Linked DNA regions of Homo sapiens: region 1 is linked to region 2. A link is a loop called in an ENCODE intact Hi-C map of the cell type or tissue named here. Cell type or tissue: Caco-2. All regions are shown on one strand. Each heading gives the region's core, and the rest is flanking DNA. Links, peaks and the distances in the headings are about the cores only. Region 1 overlaps TC2N (tandem C2 domains, nuclear). Region 2 overlaps TC2N (tandem C2 domains, nuclear).

What was found. A loop is a pair of places that touch in the nucleus more often than their neighbours do. Peaks named below come from ENCODE experiments on the same cell type or tissue, not always from the same donor. Only the 100,000 strongest peaks of a DNase experiment are listed, where the experiment ranks them.
Region 1: it touches region 2 in a loop (2.1-fold over the local background); 3 of 110 quality-filtered maps call a loop at or near these places.

What each region holds. Positions count from the first base shown.
Region 1 is chr14:91,775,360-91,785,503 of GRCh38, forward strand. TC2N (tandem C2 domains, nuclear) reads right to left here. Exons shown (of 12, transcript NM_001128596.3): 11 at 9,803-10,002; 12 at 4,387-7,851. The coding sequence ends at 7,741. Among named protein-coding and RNA genes, the nearest start is that of CATSPERB, 48 kb to the left of the region's middle. In Caco-2, for the core only: no CTCF peak of the experiment used is centred there; no DNase peak of the experiment used is centred there.
Region 2 is chr14:91,831,869-91,841,022 of GRCh38, forward strand. The region is part of intron 1 of TC2N (tandem C2 domains, nuclear); the gene reads right to left. It overlaps LOC124903362 (a long non-coding RNA gene), which reads left to right and starts at 8,226. Exons shown (of 2, transcript XR_007064307.1): 1 at 8,226-8,340. In Caco-2, for the core only: no CTCF peak of the experiment used is centred there; a DNase peak (open chromatin) is centred at 4,703; H3K4me3 peaks cover 2,331 bases.

The sequences.
Region 1 (10,144 bases), core at 2,145-10,144, 54 kb before region 2:
AGTGGAGATGGAGAAGTGGGTGCATTCAAGATCTATTTAGGATATATATATTTCTGAACAGGGTGACTTGAGTATGGGAGATAAGAGAAGAGTTCCAAGGTGTGATATTGATATAACATAGATTTGGTCTTTGTCGTTGACTCCTGGCACAGAGCTCCTAAAACCCTTAGAAGGCAGCTATGCTCACCACTGTACCATCAACACACCTAAGACCCTTGGAATTTCCTAAGCAATAAGTGTGATGAGGCATCTTTTCTTATATTTGGTTTTTGTCCCTGGCTCCTGAAATAGCTCCAGAGCGATGAAGGTGAAAGTAGCATCTTGTGTCATTCCTAACAAGCCCCTTTCAAACACACCCCAGTTTATGTTAATGAGGTGACTTTTGGAAAGCCGTCAAGAATGAGGGTCTTGTTGCCAGGAAAACAAAAATATAGTTAAGAGGGTTGGAATTTTCAGGTCCATCTCCCAAGCCCCCTCAACCTCTGGGGAGGAGAGAGTGGGTAGAGACTGAGTTCAACCACCAATGGCTAATGACTTAATCAACCATGCCTATGTAATGACATCTTCATAAAAATCTTAACTGAAGTCCAGAGGGCTTATTGTTGGTAAGCATATCGAAGAGCCTGCAAGGTGGCACTCCCCGAGTGGGCAGGGAACTTCCACATCCCTCCCCACTGGCTTGCCCCATGCATCTCTTCCATTTGGCTGTTCCTGATTTGAATCCTTTATAAAAAACTGACATATGTACATAAACTGTTTCCCTGAGTTCTGTGAACAATTTTAGCAAATTATCAAACCTGAGGTGTCATGAGAAGCTCCAATTTGTAGTCAAGTAAGACCAAAGTTGTGGGCAGCCTGGAGACCTGCCACTTATGATTGGCATAGGAAGTGGGGGGCAGTCTGTGGAACTGGGCCCTTAATTTGTGGGGTCTGTGCTAACTCTGGGTAGTGTTGGAATTAAGGTAAATTATACAACACCCAGTTGGTGTCCACAGGGAATTAAAGAATTGCTTGGTGGGAAAAGCCCACACATTTGGTGTCAGAAGTATTGTAAGAATAAAGAAACAGCTTTTCTTGTTTTAATTTCCCCCCCCCCCCCCAGCACAACCAGAATACAGAAAGAGAAATAGTTTTTCCATTTACATGTGTTAGTAACTGGTAGAAAATGATTCCAACAAATTTCTAAATAATTATTAGAATTTAAGTGTAATTAACTCAATGAATAGGTTTCTGGGATGACCAACTAGGTGGATGACAGTGCCTTTTACTCAGATGGGGAAAAGTGAAGATCACACTTGTGGTAGGAATGGGAAATCAAAAGTTTGATTTAGAACACGTTTAAGAAAAGATGTCCACATTAGCTATATGACAGTGGAACTCATAGCAAGATTTGGGTAGAGATGTAAATTAGACAGTAGATAGCATTTCAAGCCATGGAAATAGATGACGTTGCCCTGGAAAACAGTGTGGAATGACAAGAAAAGGTGGCCTATGACTGAGTCCTAAAGAACTTCTACTTTTTAAAGTCAGGTGCATGAAGATGAGCCGAACAGAGAAGAACAGACTAGGAAGGTTGTTAAAAAAATAAGCAGAGCATAATGACATGAAAGCCAGAGGAAGAGACGGTTTCAAGGAGAGAGGCAGGGAGAGACAGAGAGAGAAAGAGAGAGAGAGAAAGCTATTGTTAAGAAAGTTGATGAGAATAAAGGAAAAAAAATAGCTGAAAAGCATTTATTAAGACTTTAACATGAACTTTGGTGGAGTGGTGAGGATGGAAGATTGAAGAGAATGGACTAAGGACAGAGCGGTTAGAAATTATCTATAAAGAGGAGAACAGATAAGGCAGAATCTAGAACAGGAGAGGAAGTCTAGGAATATTTTTTTAAGAAAGAAACCACAGAGAAAGGTGACCTAACGGATGCTATGCTGAGAAACCAACCTTCCTATTCATTGAGTTAGTTACACTTAAATTCTAATAATTACTCAAGAATTTGTTGGGATTGTAGACTACCAATTACTAACACTTGTTGAGCAAGCAGACATGAAGGCTATGCTTGGGAACAGTCGGGTGGAAGAAGGAAAGTGAGGAAAGAAACTCCTGTGAGAATGAAAAGAGCTTCTGGTGCTGAGAATCTTCACTGGCTATGCATAGACTCACCCGTAGCAGTCCAACCCAGGGAAAGCTTTGGGGACCTCGGAAGACACACCTCTATGGGGAGCATGCTGCATTGGCTCCTGCTTTATGTAACGTTTCTTAGTCCATTCAGGCTGATATAACAAAATACCATAAACTAGGTAGCTTACAATGAACATTTATTCCTCACAGTTCTGGAGGTTGGGAAGTCTAATATCAAGATGCCGGCAGATTTGGTTTTGGGTAAAGGCTTGCTTCCTCATAGAAAGTCATCTGTTCACTGTAACCTTAGCTGGTAGAAGGGGCAAGGGATTTCTTTGGGTCTTTTTTATAAAGGCACTAATCCCTTAACAGCCTAATTACCAATGCCTTAACGACCTAATCTTTTCCCAAAGGTCCCACCTCCTAATACTATCATCTTTGGGGTTAGCATTTCAACATATGAATTTTGGGGGAACATAAACATTCAGTCCATCGGTGTTTACACGGGTTCCTTCATCAATACAAAAACCTAACCCCCAAAACTGTATCCGTAGGGTTCTTTGCATCAAACACATCACCAACCAATTTTGATACAGCCACACACCAGAGGTTTCAAAGATGAAACAAAGAATCCAGTAGAGTGAGTGGGAATGGTTCAAAAATAGGAGAAAATGGGCATAATAAATGGAACGAAATCCCAGAGAATGCGGAGAGGACTGGGTTCAGAAGTCATGAGGAAGGACTGGCTTTCCAACATAATGGGGGAAAGGATGTATATGGGTAAAAACAAGTTTGTGGATATGGTGGTAGGAAGTTGGAGGAAAACCTGACATTATTTTCTTTGCGAATCATGACATAAGGTCTTCTACTAAGAGCAAAGAAAGCAGCAGGCAGGCTAAAGGTTAGAAAAGAGTGAAAGAATGTATAAACTGTTTTTCACAGTGAGTCAGCTGACAACACAAATGAAGTAGGATGGCTAGGGAGGCAGAGTCAGTGATCATGAACAGCAGTGCTTGGTTTTGTGTGTTTCAGGTCAGGGACCTACCAAACCTTTCCTAATTCCTTCCGCTGCATTAAATTCTTTCTTTATTTGAGCCTCTAAAGCATTTTGTTCATACCTTAAAACCTGCTTTCTACTAGAATCTTGCTTTATATTATTTCATTTACCTACCTAAATATAAAATCTCAGTGTAAACAATGGCTTATTCATTCTTGTATCCCTGAAAGCACTAAGCATGGTTCTTTGTGTGAAGTACTAGATTTTTTTTGCATTTAGTTATTAAATATATCATATAAAATGGCCCATTTAAAAATGTGGTTTCGAGATTGACTTCATACATTATATAATCAAGAAAGATGAAAGACTCAGAAATTAAAAGACAATTTTAAACCACAGTTAACCAAATTTATTTCTGCTAAAATAAGTATCCTATCCTGAAGGGCAGACATTTTTATCATCCTACTGCCTCAGAAACTAAAGGCAGCACAGTGGCTTGCACCTGTAATCCAAGCACTTTGGGAGGTCGAGGCAGGTGGATCACCTGAGGTCAGGAGTTCAAGGCCAACCTGGCAAACATGGCAAAATCCTGTCTCTACTTAAAAAAAAATACAAAAAAATTAGCCGGGCATGGTGGTGGGTGCCTGTAATCCCAGCTACTCAGGAGGCTGAGGCATGAGAATCGCTTTAACCTGGGAGAGGGAGGTTGCAGTGAGACAACATTGTGCCACCGCACTCCAGCCTGGGCGACAGAGTGAGACTCCATCTCACAAAAAAAAAAAAGGATGACCCAGAAACAAATCCCACAGCATAGAATATGAAGATCAATACTGAATAAACATCATCACCATTTAAAAGTCATATTCTCATTTGGTGATTTAGTTTAACATAGAATCAGATAGCTTTCTATTGTTTCAGAAGACATACAAAACTTTTTTTTTTTTTTTGAGACAAGAGTCTCGCTCTGTCACCCAGGCTGGAGTGCAGTGGCGCGATCTCGACTCACTGCAAGCTCCTCCTCCTGGGTTCATACCATTCTCCTGCATCAGCCTCCCAAGTAGCTGGGACTACAGGCACCCACCACCACGCCTGGCTAATTTTTTGTATTTTTAGTAGAGAACGGGGTTTCACTGTGTTAGCCAGGATGGTCTCCATCTCCTGACCTTGTGATCCGCCCGCCTCGGTCTCCCAAAGTGCTGGGATTACAGGCATGAGCCATCGTACCCCAGCCCAGAACTTTCTTTCTAGACATCTACTGCCATTATGAGAGTCCTACAGTTTAATATAATTATTTATTGTAATCATGGTTTATAGAAATCACATTTTTTATAGATTAAAAAACTTAAAACTAAAAAAGTACTAAGTTAAAAAAAACTCCACTAGGAGATTACTAAAACTGTAGGCCACATTCATCTTCCTACAATTCTTCACCCACAAAATAAAATCCAATTTAGGAGGCTCCATTAACTCTTTTAATATATTTCTAAATCTTAAATCTATATTTCAAAATGAACATGGTACTTCATATGGGCCCACTTTTCATAATTCTTTCAACTCAATGTTTTAGCCAAAACTGCAAACATTTGAAATTTAATTTTGAATAAAAATTACAGCTTATGCACCAAGATAACATTAGAAAGTGTCTTCAGACATTTTATCAGGTATTTTCCTCATTACACCCAACCAAACACAGAAAGAAATATATATTTTTGAAATGTCAATTACTGCTATGCTATCAAAAGCTGACATTTATTACAAATTTCTGAAATCCTTCATAAGCAAGTATTTGATTAAACAAAAATGGAAAATGTTACTAGGAGATATAGTTTATACCTGGCTGTTGAGTACATTAGTATCAGAGAAATTCATGTAACTATATTTAAACAGAACTTCAGTTTAGGGTCTTTTCAGACCACAATTATATAACTTGTTCAAAATCCCACTAGTTTCTTCTTAACAGTCTTGGTAAGAGATGAAACTGATATACTTCAGAGGCCATTTCCCTAGGAGTACTGCTTTTAAAAATCATGCAAAACAAAAGCCAAATAGTGATGTTATATTTTAACCCAGGCTGCAGCTATTTGTGTTGATCTGAAAGCTTACAAGTAAATCCACTGTTAGGAATGAGCACTGTAAAAGCTATCAGCTATCAGCGTGAACCCTTCCATGGTTTCCTTTGATCACATGACATCATTATGATTTCCTTCTCCTTGCGTAAGTGGGTAAAGGTCAAGAAATGCCTAGGCAAATATGAAGAGAAGTTATTTTGGCATAGAATCTCATTTTTTACTACCAGCTCCTAACGTTTTTCTCACAATATGCATACCTATTAGCAGGAGATTGGATTTTTATTTATAGGTCCACATAAAGCTTCAAGGAAATAACCAGCATTAGTACCTCCTCACCTGAAAAAGGCTTAAGTAAACACTAATTAAAACATTTAGGATCTTAGTTGTATCAATACTTCTGTACCTGAAAGCTCTTTTAAATGTAAGGGTTTTCTTTTTATTGTTTTATTTACCTAGGATTCTAAGAAACTGAGAAGTCATAGCTTTCCCTTAAATTATACATCATACATACATTGTAAGAATATAGAAAATTAAATAAATCAAATAATTAAATATTAAGTTAAATGCATGACTACATATATTAAATTTGGAAATTCAAAGCATTAATAGAACAGAGAAACCAGCTAAAACAAATTGTAGCTTTTAAAATAAACAATAAAGCCCGTTATTTATTATCTAAAAGCCAGTAAATACATTTACTTCTTTGGTACCCATTAAAATAGTTGCATTTGCAGAGGATGTTTAGGGCAGCGAAACTATACTATATTATAATGATGCATACATATCATCATATATTTGTCCTCTAGCATGTATAACACCAAGAGGGGACTCTAATGTAAACCATGAACTTTGGATGATAATGATGTTTCAGAGTAGGTTCATTGATTGTAACAAATGTACCATTGTGGTGCAGGATACTGATAGCCTGGGAGGCTGTTGAGGGCTTTGTCAGGGGAGAAAGGAAATCTCTATCTTCCTCTCAATTTTTCTGTTAACCTACAACTGCTCTAAAAAAAAAAGTCTATTTTTAAAAACAATTTTTAAAAGTTGTATTCGTCTCAGATTCAAAATATTATCACACAGGTGATTTATCTTAAAAATCCATGTGAGTACTGACCTATATGTCATTTTTTGCAAATCTAAAACAAAAATATTTCAAAATGTTCAGTGGCAGAGAGTACTGGTACCACAAAATCAGAGCAGTAGAAGCAAAGGGGATATAAGATGTGGACATTTTGTAGCTTGAGGAGATGGCACCTAGGGAAAAGAGAATTAAGTGTTTATTTGGGAAAATGTTAATGATATACACAGAACATAGGAGCTGGAATAAAGAAGGCATGCTTAGGTTATAGCAAGGTATACTCCTGGCCTAAAATATCACCATCTTTCTCTGCATGCCTGGGACAAAGTAAGAATGGGGGCAGAAAAAAAGGGAAGACTGAGAACACAGAGCACTTAGTCTACTTATTAGCAAAAATAAAGTGAGATTTTCTAAAATCAGGTATAATGTCATCTGCCTCTCCAAAAAACTGTTCTTTTTGGCCACAGTTCTTATGGTCAATTAAGCTGAAATTATTTCCAAATACTGAGTTCTAATAAGTACTGGAAAGAAAACTGCAATAGAAAATATTTGTTACACAGTATAATCAGGTATGGTTATGAAAAAAATGAGAAAATACTCAAACACGGTAAATTATAGAATAATCTAAATTTTAAAAACTAAAAACGAAGTGATTATCATAAAATACTGAATTTTCTATTTAAGCTCATTTAATTCTGTGAATTAGGATGGACCATATGGATGATACTCTTATTTTAACTCCAAATAAAACAAATAGTAAAATATTTGAGGGAAGAAAACAGCAAAGTATGTATATTCTGGGTTTCCAATTAAACTTCAACCTTCTGGTGTTTTCAATTATTCCTGCCAAAATGTAGTTTTCTATTTCTGAAGTTTTTTGGAGATAAGTAGCTTACAAAGGGATAATGTGATGTCTTATGGGTAAAAAAATTATAAAACACAGGGCACAAACTTTCTCCAAATATAGAAAATAGTTGAAATGGTTCAATTCATTTTTACCGGGAGAAAATACATAGCAAGAGGTAAACAGTGGAGCCAAGACCTAATCAATAATGCCTAGCACTGAAATAATGGTAAAGTCTTCTAAATGCCAATAGTACTAACAGAGACTTGATATACCAGGTTTTGAATATCTAAGTAAAGCTTAAAATACAAAAGCGAAAACATAATATAGAAAGAACTATCTATGGTTGATATTCTCACAGACTTTATAATTTATTTAGTCATCCTAATAATACTTTGATTTTACTGTCTGTGTCTCTTGTTGCAGTTTTAAAACATTTCCTTTACTTTGGATATCTGATAAAATTCATTACATTTTCTTATCAAATTTTCTATCAGATACATTATATACCATAATTATAGCCCCCATAAATTGACAAATTTGTTGATTTGCCTCTTCTCATTGGTAGCAAATTGAAATCATAAGTCTTCTAAAAGAATGTCAAGTTCTTCACCAAATTAATGTGTGAAGTCTTCAAGATGGATTTAATTTGTGCCACCTGATAACAACCTTTTCTGGATTTATTACTGTCTCTTTCCACTGGTTCACTGCTTCAATGTTATTACTGTCTTCACTTATCCAAATCTGTAAAGGAAAGTATGTACAATCATTTAACTTGACACAATAATAATAACTACATTCAGACAGTTAGTTACTCTTACTGATGGAAGAAATTTGGAAGTTTGCTTTACATATTTTAAATTAAACATCTTTCTTTTTTCCAAAAGTCAGATTGATTTCTCTATTTGACATTTAAATGCTAAAACATTTAACCTGCTTAGTCATTCTGAAGACTAGTTTATAAGGTTCAGTTCAAAAATTCAAGGTGAAATATTACAAAATCATTTCCCCTAGAACAGTTATTAGTATCCTTTCCTATTCAACAAATCTAGGAGCTCAACTTAAAACTGATCCCAACCACTCAAAAATATTTTTGTAAGGATAATTAAACTGAGGCTAATCATGATTCAAATTAGATTGGTAAGGAATGTGCATTTTAAATCACCTTTTACAAGAAATAAAGTGTAATCTTAATTAAAATCTAATAGTCATTCTTGATCAATAGTAATTTCATAGTACCCATCACTTATGTAACTTAAATACTACATGTGAATGTATACATAGTATTATGCAAATTGTACAAAAGACATCACAATAATTATATTATTATGAAGACAAGGAATAAAAAAACTTGAATTTTCATCTTACCTCTAGCACTAACAAATGCTTTTACCTTGAAGTTAACTTCTCTGAGATTCAGTTTCTAAGAGATTGGAGCAGGTCATTGGTTTCAACCTTTTTCCTTTTCTTTCTTGGTCTAAAGAACCTTCCTTTCAAATGAAATCTTACAAATAATCCCAGTATGTAAAACAGACATTAGAGTACTTTCGTTGATACAGGGGTGGAAGACCTTGAGTTCCCCTTTGGCTACCCCATCATAGTTCCTCCTAAGGCTATACCAGATAAGCCATACGGAGCAGATGACCAGCAAGAACCTTTCCAGAATTATTATTCTAACTAGAATCTTAGCCAAGAGAATGGAATCACCACAAATGTTATCATGAAAATCATCTCAAGTAAATTTCCTATTCCATTCATACCGTTAAGTTGAGGCTCGATGATATACGAAAACTTTAACTGAATTGACTTCATAAAGGCTTAATGGTCTTCAAAATTATGCTGGTTATATGAATTCTTAAATTCAAGCTCTTTTCCAAATAATAAATGATAAAACAACATTTTAATTAGTATTTTACGTAAAAATATATATTAAAAAGTAAATCAAGGAGCTGATATCAATGTTTGAAAATTCATATATAATTTGAGGATTTCATGTAGACTGTTAATAATATCTTGTCAAGTTGAAGCTTTTAAACCAATAATATAGATTTTGGAATTTAAATGTGGTTCAAACAATCGTAATTAAGGTAAAAGATAATGGACAGCTACCACTAGTCTATTCAGAGTAAGGAAAGGAAACAAGTTCCTAGAGGACTGGCAAGTTAACAAGTGTTATGTTGTTTTATACAAATTGTACCAAGATTTTAAAATAATCCAGACAGTAGTATTAACTAAATAATATCACAACCACTGTTAAAATGGACATGTTCTAGGAATTCAAAACTAACTCAGGTAAGAGAATATAAAAAGTGCCCATGTTAAACATTAAATCAAAGATTAAACAAAATAAATTTGATACTCGAAGACTTAAGAAATTGATTTAAATACTTAATGTTCCCTCCTTCCACAAGGAACAAGTCAGTAGTACTGAAAAATTGATAATTCTCATCGTTTTTGAAGTAAAAAAGCTCAGAAAAAAACATATTTAAAGATAAACCTGATTGCTCAGAAATTCCAACTATTTGTATTAAAGCAAAAAGTCTGACAAGTTTCGATTTTTGTAGCAATTGAATTTTGATTTATGATGCTGAAGAACTGTACTCTATTTGACTTTAATATTATCCTGTATTCCCTTTGTTAACTGACTGTTTAAATGCATAGAAAAATATAAGGAAGGATAAAAACTCCTACTAACCTGGCCCACAAAGTGTTTTCTTCTTACAGAGCTTCGACTGTAAAGCTTAATGAGAAAAACAATTTCTTTTTCACTCTGTATAAGTGGAAAAATCATAGTCTCTCCCCACTTGACTCTTCCATTGGAGGCCTTCAGTAAGCGTGTCTTTTTCTTATAAATCAACTCTCCCGAGCTAAACATTCCCACCTTCACGAAAAAACCTAAAAAATTAGAAATATTGGTTTATAAAATGTTATTCAAAATACCATATAAAGATGTGTATATACACATCCAAGTTGGAATATATATATATAACATTTATTGTAAAAAATATAGATAAGTCACTTTTAAATGTTTGATGAG
Region 2 (9,154 bases), core at 1-8,000:
TCTCAGGGAAGGTAAAGATTTGTTAAACAAGATGCCAAAAGCACAAACCATAAAACAAAAAGTTGACAGAGTCAACTATATTCAACTATATATAAAACGTGTTAATCAAAAGACACTATAAAGAAAGTAAAAGACAGGCTGCTCACTTGGAGAAAAAGAAATGTGCCACGTGCATAACTGACAAGGGATTCACATCCAGAATATATAAAGAGCTTCTATTACAGAAATCCATTTTTAGACCGAGTGCAATGGCTCATGCCTGTTAATCCCAGCACTTTGGGAGACTGAGGCAGGTGGATCACCTGAGGTCAGGAGTTCGAGACCAGCCTGGCCAACATGGTAAAAACCCGTCTCTACTAAAAATACAAAAAATTAGCCAGGCATGGCGGCATGCACCTATAATCCCAGCTACTCAGGAGGCTGAGACAGGAGAATCGCTTGAACCCGGGAGGCAGAAGTTGCAGTGAGCCAGGATCATGCCATTGCACTCCAGCATGGGCAATAAGAGCAAAACTCCGTCTCAAAAAAAAAAAAAATCTATGTTTTAAAGTAAAAAAACAACAACAAAAAAATGGCCAAAGACATAAACACCCACAAAACATAAACAATGAAAGGTTCAACATCATCAGTAATTAAGGAAATTTAAATTAAACCCCCAATGGGATACCATTTCTCACCCGATTGTCTAAAAGAAAAAAAATTCAGGTAATTACGAATGTAGAAGTGTCTTACATGTTGCTGAAAAAGGGAACAAAATGAACACTTACATCCCGCTTGTGAGGCTATAAACTGGTACAGCCACTTTATAAAACAATCCGGTGTTTTCCAGCAAAACTGAAGGTTTTTAAAACCATGAACACAAAGAGACATGAGTTAGAAGGGTCACTTAAAAACAGATTTTAATGGAAAAAAGTAAAAATTAAATTTAAAAGCAAAAAAATAAAAAAAAAGACTGAAAACATCCTAAATATCCATCCGCAGGATAATGGATAAAGAATGGTAAAGTCACACAATGAAATTATGCGCGGCAATAAAAAGTGAACAAACTACAACACATCAGCATGAAGGAATCTCACAGAATGTGCAAAAGCAAAGCCATAGGATTCACATAGTAGAATATCATTTATACAGAGTTCCAAAGTAGACTAAACAACACAGTGTTTGGAATGCATAGACATGTGGTAAAACCATATAGAGAATCAAGGAGAGTGGAAAGAAAAAGATATAATCAGGGAGAATACACAGGTTGGCTTCAAAAAATGTTGGTTATGTATATTTCTTAAGCAATACATAGGCACGGGGCTATTTATTTTATTTGTATTCTCTGAATCTGTAGATGTGTCAAAAGTACTATTTTGCACATATGAAATAATTTCTCATTTAAGAAGTAAATAAATACATGGTTGTGGTACAAAACATTAAAAATTCAGAAAACTATATGAATAAAATAAAAATTATCCATAATTATATTACCCTGAAATAACTATAGTATTTGAAGGAGGTAAATATACTTAAATGATGTGCCTTTCTTCTATTCTTTATTTTTATTTAATCTGTTTTAAAGCTTTACTGAGGTATAATTTACCTACAGTAAATTTCACATATTTAAAATGTATAATTAAATGAGTGACATACATACATATAAATACATACACACACATTGGTAGAAGCATCATCTCATCAAGAAAATGAATATATCCATCATCCCCTAAAGTTTCCTCATACTCCTTTTGGATCCATCCCTCCTTACTTTCTCTTTCCCCTACCCCCAAGTAACCACTGATGTGTTTTTCCATCACATTAGTTTGCATTTTCTAGAATTTTATTGGGTATATGTTTGGGCATAGCTTATGCATATGTTTTACTTTCGCAGACAATGCCAAAAAGTTTTCCAAAATGACTACACCAATTTACACTTCCACCAGCAGATTATGAGACTTCCAGTTGCTCCACATCCTCATCAACACTTGGTTGCCAGCCTTTTCCATTTTAACTATTCTTTTCATATTCCTAAGGAAAATACTCATAAAATGATTTGTCTGAACTCTTGAGCAACAAAAAAAAATCAAACTTTCAACGAAGACTGAAGTGAAACTCATTATACAGAAATTTTAATCTAAGAGCTTTTTCCCCTGAATGCATAATAATAATTGAAGCAAAGGCCCTAAATGATGTATGCCTCACAGATTCTGCTTTAGTCCCAACACCTGATTTCTACATAAGATTTTTAGAAGAACCATTGGGACATACGTAAAAGAACCGCATAACTTAAAAGCAAGTTGAGAACATCAACATATTGGAACTCAGGTAAAATAGAGTCCAACACAGTTTATATGTGTGACTTAAACACTATAACACCTGAACTCAATACACCAAACAAAACACCACTAAAATTGTGTTCATAATTTGGATGGGGCGGGGCATAACTACTTTACCACGAATAGTTCTTTTCAACATGCTCAGCTTCTTGCTCTCAGCTTCTGCTACTTAACCATGAGAGAGGAACAATGTTATGAAATGATGCACTTCGTTTTTAAAATTTGTAATTATTATGGATAACACAAAGGTAGTCTATCATCCTTATTTCTCTTTTTTCTTTTCTTTTCTTTTTTTAATCATCTCCCTAATCAATGGATCGCCTCTCCTTCTAACCTTTGTTTCTCAAAATACGGATTCTAAACTCACATTTACTTGTGAGTGCAGAATCACTATTCTCTCCTCAGATTCATTCAAACTTGGCTTCTACCCTTACACTGTACTTAAATTATGTCTGCTGAGGTTAAAGCCCCCATCCTAACTTCCAAAGACAATAGGCACGTAATCAGTTCTTGACTCCCAGATAGACTTCTCTCCTTGTTAAAACTCTCCTCTCCTGGCTTCTATGAGACCACTGCCCCCTAGATTTCCTCCTTTCCTGATGCTCTTCCTCAGACTCCTTGGCTGTCTCTACCCATCGCTTAATGCTGGTGTTCCCCATCCTTGGTCTTGCCCTCTTCTTACACTATACTTACTTGAATGATTTCTTACACCCTTACAGGATTAACCACCACAAATCCACTGCTGCTTCCAACATTTGTAAGTCTGATCTTGACTTCAGAAAACCTGATACCAATATATCTATTGGTATATATCCACTAGACAGCTATGCCAGATGTCCCGCCAGAATCTCAAACTCATTTTCTCTCCACCTGAATTAATCTCTCAATATTAGTTTTATTCGTAAATGCACAATTATAATTCATATGAAGTCAATAAAATACAAGATATACTTAAATTTTTCATGAAGGGTTAAACAAAGAATAAATTTGTATTATGGCCTCTTCCTCAGTTATGAAGGTAACTCATATTCATTAGCAAAAATTACAAAATACAAAAGAGATGATAAAAAGCAAATATCCCAGCTCTCAAAGGCAAGCAACATTACTCCCTCCTTCCAGAAAAAGCAATTTTTAACCATGCTGAAGTTACACATCAAAATATGAAACTGGTAAATGGATTTTGTTGTTGTTGCTAATTCTCAATATTTTCCAGGCTATGTTCTACAATATTAATCAGGGAAAACAAATTTCTATTAACTGCCTACCTAAAGGGAGAACTAGAATAATATTTCAATTACAAAAGCAATCCTTTTATATGCTGTATTTTAAATGTTCTAAAGAAATCAATGGTTTTGGCTTGGCATCTATCTTGTCTATACCCAGATGTCTATCGGTGTGCACTATAGCCCACAGTTCATCCACAGTATCTTCCTCTAAAGAAAACCATAGCAAAGGAAAACCTGGAAGAAATAGAAGTCAAATCTAAAACCTAGCTGGGTAGATTGTGGTTTGCAAACACCACAGTAAAGGGACACTTTTAACACCCTTTCGCCACTTCACAAAGTTTCAGAAACATCACAGGTAAAAACCCTCTGCGAAGCTCTTCTCATCAGACCCCGCCAGGGAAAGGAAATTCGCTTCTCTTTCCCCAGAGCCCAGAAACCACCTGGACGCGCCGTCGGAAGCCCGAGCACGGAGCAGGGAGCCGGGCGCCCGGCGCGCGGCCGTCCCCGCCTGGGCTGGGGTCTCCACCGTCCCCGGTCACGGGTCCCCCTAGGCAGAGCCGCCCACCTGGCCAGCGGGGACCTAGCCTCGCCCCGTCGCCCACCCCTGGTGCCCTCCAGACCACCGCGCTTCCAGCTGTCGCGGGGCCTAAAGCTCTCTCAGGCCCCCGCGACACAGGCGTCGCTGAGGAGACGTGGGAACAGCCCCTGGGCCCCACCACGGCCCCATTTTAAAGAAAGTTAAAGACAAAAGAGACAGAACTGACACTCACCTCCAGCCCGCAAGGCGGGGCCGCCCTCACAGGCACCCCCCACAGCCCTGAGCGAGCTGCCAGGTGGGAGAAGCGCACCTGAGCCAAGCCACGCCGCGCCTTTCCCCGCCCGGGTCCCGCCGCCCTCCTCCGGGTCTCCACGTCCCACGCCCGCGCTGGGCCGGCGCCGCGCGGCCGCGGCCGGTTACCTGCTGGAGGCAGTGGGCGCTCTGCTGTCGCCGCCTGCGGGAACTGTGACTCCGGTCACCTCGCGCGGCCGCGCCTCGAGGTCCTGCCTTTCCCAGGGCCTCCCCTACCCTATCACTTACCCCCTCCCCTCCACTTCCCTCCCCGTACCCACTCCCACACCACCCACCAGGGCCGCCCCGCCCCTCGGGACGGGCGCTAAGGGGCGAGGCGAGGCAAGGCGGGGAGGGGCGAGGCAAGGCGGGGAGGGGCGAGGCAGGGCGGGGCAGGGCGGGGAGTGGAGTGGCGCAGAAGGGCTGGGCGCGGAGGGGCGGGGCCTCCCGCGTACCTGAGCCGCGCTGCGCCTGCGTCCTCCGCGACTCCGCGCTTGGCAGCCCCTTCCTGGGAAGGTGTAAAATGCCGCCAGGTGTGGGGTGTGTTTTGGGAGAAGAAGGGAGACAAGCGGTAGGAGGGGGAAGAGAGGGGAAGCTATTGGCCTGAGGAAACTTCTCTGACTTGGGGAGGCAGGGGCAGTCTTTCTGGCGATGTTTATGCACACTTTACTTAGAAGCGGAGTAGTCATGTTGTTACTTGACTTTTAGAGTTTTTATAAAAAGTCTATAAAGTCTTTGAGGATCAGCCCTGCTCTCTGCTTTTGTTGCTATCTGCTACTGCCTTGCCATCAATGGGTGTCTTGGAAAGAATATTAAATGTATCCACCACAGCACCTCACACCCCCGATTCTATGAGGGATCCCCTCTAACCCTGGTAAAGCGGGGGGCCTGGCCCTTTTCTCTGGGCTTCCTTGGTGGAAATCTCAACACTGCTTGGAAATGAGTTTCCTAGACTGTCTGATGAAGAATGGCTTAGCATTTTTTGTTTGTTTTGTTTTGACAGAGGTTCTGTCGCCCAGGCTGGAGTGTAGCGGTGCGCCCGTGGCTCAGTGCAGCCTCGACCTTCGGGGCTGAAGTGATCCTCCCACCTCAGCCCCTCCGCCAAGTAGCTGGGAATACAGGCGCGAGCCAGCATGCCAGGCTAATTTTTTAATTTTTTGTAGAGATGAAGTCTTATTATATGGCCCAGGCTAGTCTTGAACTCCTGGACTCACGTGATCCTCCCACCTCTGCCTCCCAAAGTGCTCCACCTCCCAAAGTGCTGGGATTACAAGCATTGAGCCACGGTGCCAGCCTGGGTGGTGGGACTGTAAAATTGAAAGAAAGGTTCATACTTTTCCTTCTGGAGAGCAGTCTTTCCCAGAGTGAGTTCTGTCCATCTCAAGGTCCTAGAGATGCTGCAGTGGGAGTAGGGGTAGATCACCAGATCACATTAATGTGGGGGAGAGAGACACAAAATATTTGTTTTCCTTGAGATTCACAATGCATACTAGCATTTTACAGGCATAAGAACCATGTTTTACTTTCTTTGATCCTGCATCTCCCAAATGTGTTTGACCATAGAACTCTTTTCTTGAGAAAGGCCTGTTTCCAATCTTGGGCATTAGTGTTTCAACAAACACTTTGAAAACCACTGCTTTCAACTCCTAGTACGTTCACATTTAATAATGTATCACAAATGTTTGCAAAGTTGTGCACTGTTCACACAAAACTTTCATGAGTCATCTCATTTAATCCTGGAAATTGCAATGTAGCTGTTATTATCTTCATTTTGCAGTTGAAAATATTTAAAGGTCAGACAACCAGTTAGTGGTTGCCCAAACATACAGTCAAGATTTGAATCTGAACTTTGAACTCCAAGGCGTTTTAGACTAATATTCATTCTGTCTCTCTCTCATTTGTTCCTTTTTTTTTTTTTTTTTGGGCAGGCTCTCACTGTTGCCCAGACTGGATTGCAGTGGCACAATCATAGCTCACTGCTGTCTCAAACTCCTGGGCTCCAGCCATCCTCCCACCTCAGCCTCCCAAGTGTGCTGGGACTACAGGCACATACCACCACGCCTGGCTAAATTTTTAAATTTTTTTATAGAGACAGGGTCATGCTTTGCTGTCCAGGCTGGTCTGAAACTCCTGGCTTCAAGCAATCCTCATGCCTCAGCCTCCCAAAGTGCTGGAATTACAGGCATGAGCCACAGTGCCCAGCTTCCCTTGATACCTAAGGAGAGCACATCCTTGGTTAGAAATCACTAGATTCATGTGTTAGTTGAATCTTCTCAAGGGCAAGACCATAACTTTTACTTCCTTGCAGCACCTGACTTAGTGCAGGGCACAAAAGTGTCATTGAAATGTGCTGAATGAATGAAGGAGGAATGAATGCTCAATAACTACTAATTGAAGTGAGCTGATGCTTGGTTCCTTAAATGAACAACTTTAACAAACTCTTCACTGATGCAGAAGTACCAAGAGCAGGAGCTCCCCTAATTGTTCCTAGTTTTCTTCCCTAGTCCATCTTAAAACATTTTCCTAGAAGAATCCTCTCTATTGACAGATACAGTTCTTGTAAAATCATGAAGCCAATTCCTTTGTTTTCCTTGAAATGGGCCTCCTTCCTGTTCTATCTGAGGCAAGGCTACTTGAATGGAGGATATTGTACACCTTTCTTTGTGCTCTTATTTCTAATCTCTTCCCACAAAAGGATCGTCCTCAAAATACTATGAACGGGTTTTTGTTTATTTTTTAATTTAGCAATTTTATATTATTTGAGGCCGATCTAAGGAGAAAAATAGACTGGTCAATATGGATAACGTGGCTGCTTAGATATTACTGTGTGTATCAATTCTTTCATTTGATAGAGACAAATCGCATAATTCCTACTCTAAACCCCTATTCATTCTTTATTTAATGCAGTTTAGAAGTGCTTTGTGACTCAGCCCAAGCCTACCTCTCCAGCCTTATCTCCCAGTATTTCCATCACACCTTTTTGACCTACTGAAGGAATTGCAGTTCCATAAACTGTCGAATTTGCACACACCATTCCCTCTACCCTTCTCTTACAGGTATCAACTAGCAAACTCATGTTCATCCAACCAAGATACCACCTCTTCTAGACAATGAAACCCCACAACACCCATTCCTGACTCAATTAGGTGCCATTTCCCAGCATAACCACCACAATCCATCTGTATCTCTATCATGGTGCCTACATCATAGCTGTGATTACTGGCTTCTTTTCCCACTTCCCTCTAGATGCATTCCAAGTGAGTTACCAATGGGCAGGAATGATGACTTCCACCTCTATTTCCTGAGCACACAGCATAGCACTTGATATAGAAGGCACTCAACAGTTTGTTGAATAAATGAAAACAGCTTTCAAAGAGTATAAATTCCTAGAGTGCTTGTGAAATAATTTTACAAATAAATGGTCATGAATACATTGGGGGTACCAGACAGATTTTTGCTTCTCTCAAAATTATTTCCTTCCCATTTTCTGCCTTAGAACATAACAGCAGAAGCCTATACATATTCATTCATTTCATGTATTTGTTCAAAAAATATTTCTGAGTGCCTGCCATGTAACAGGTGCAGTACTAGGCACTTGCTTCAGAGAGGAAGTGACATTTCAAAAGTGTCATGGATGCTCACCAAACCTCAATTCCTCTCCCTGGGCATGAAGCTAAACTGCTTTGCCTAGCCACTCCCCTTGCATCTAGGTAAGGTCATGTGGCCAGTTCTGACCAATGGAATTTGAGCAGAAATAGAGTTTCACTTCTGCATCTAGGCAACTAAGAACAGGTGAGCCTTCACCCCACTGTCTCCCTCTTTCCATTCCATGACAACCTTGGACTAAACCATGCTAACCATTGCTAAAGCTCACAATACGACAAGATGGGAGAAATGTCTGGGTCCTTGATTGGCTTCATAGAACAAAGCTCTCTCCACTGCCCACTAACTTTGATTGGATGGTGATGTGAGTGAAAAATATATTTTATTGTGTTAAACCACTAATATTTGGGGTTTTTTTCTAACACCTGGATTTACTTACTCTGATAGGCACTGTCATGAATGATGACATATAGATTACATTAAACATACCAAAAAAATGTTTCTCATGCTGTAGGCATTCTATGGGAGACATAGAACATGAAAATTTATCAAAGAGCTTATTAAGGTCATAGAAACTTTAAGTTTGTCCCAAGTAGATAAAGAAAAATCTTTATGGATACATAGCTTTCTGTCTCTCAGATGGCCACCTTATCAGAATGCTGACATCTTGACCTGAAAACAAGCACAGAGTCACCATTATGCCTTCTTCATCATCTTTATCTGCACTTCTCTGTCTCTTTCATGCACTTTGAAGGGTTTCCCTGAGTGGGCTTCAGGAGATCCAGTGTTACTCAAAGTCTAGTATATATTCAGGAAAAGAGAAAAATAAAAAGGCTAGGCTCCAAAAGGTCTTGAATAGCTTACTAAGGAATTTGTCCATTAATCCACAGGATACATAGTTGAATAAGCTAGGAACTATTTGTAGTGAGAAGAGTTGCTTTTTTCTTTTTTCTTTCCCTCCCTCATCATCTTACCTGGATAACTGTTACCCACTAAACTAAGGTAACAATGGGATAATGGGTGGTCACAGATGCTCCACCAGGAGAACTAATCATGAGAGTCTCATTTCTCAGTGCCCTCCCACAAAGCCCTTCCTCAAAACACCCATCTGCCTCCTCCAAACCCCAATAATCAATGAAACTTCATAGCACTAAAAGGCTGACACAGTTGTATTAGAG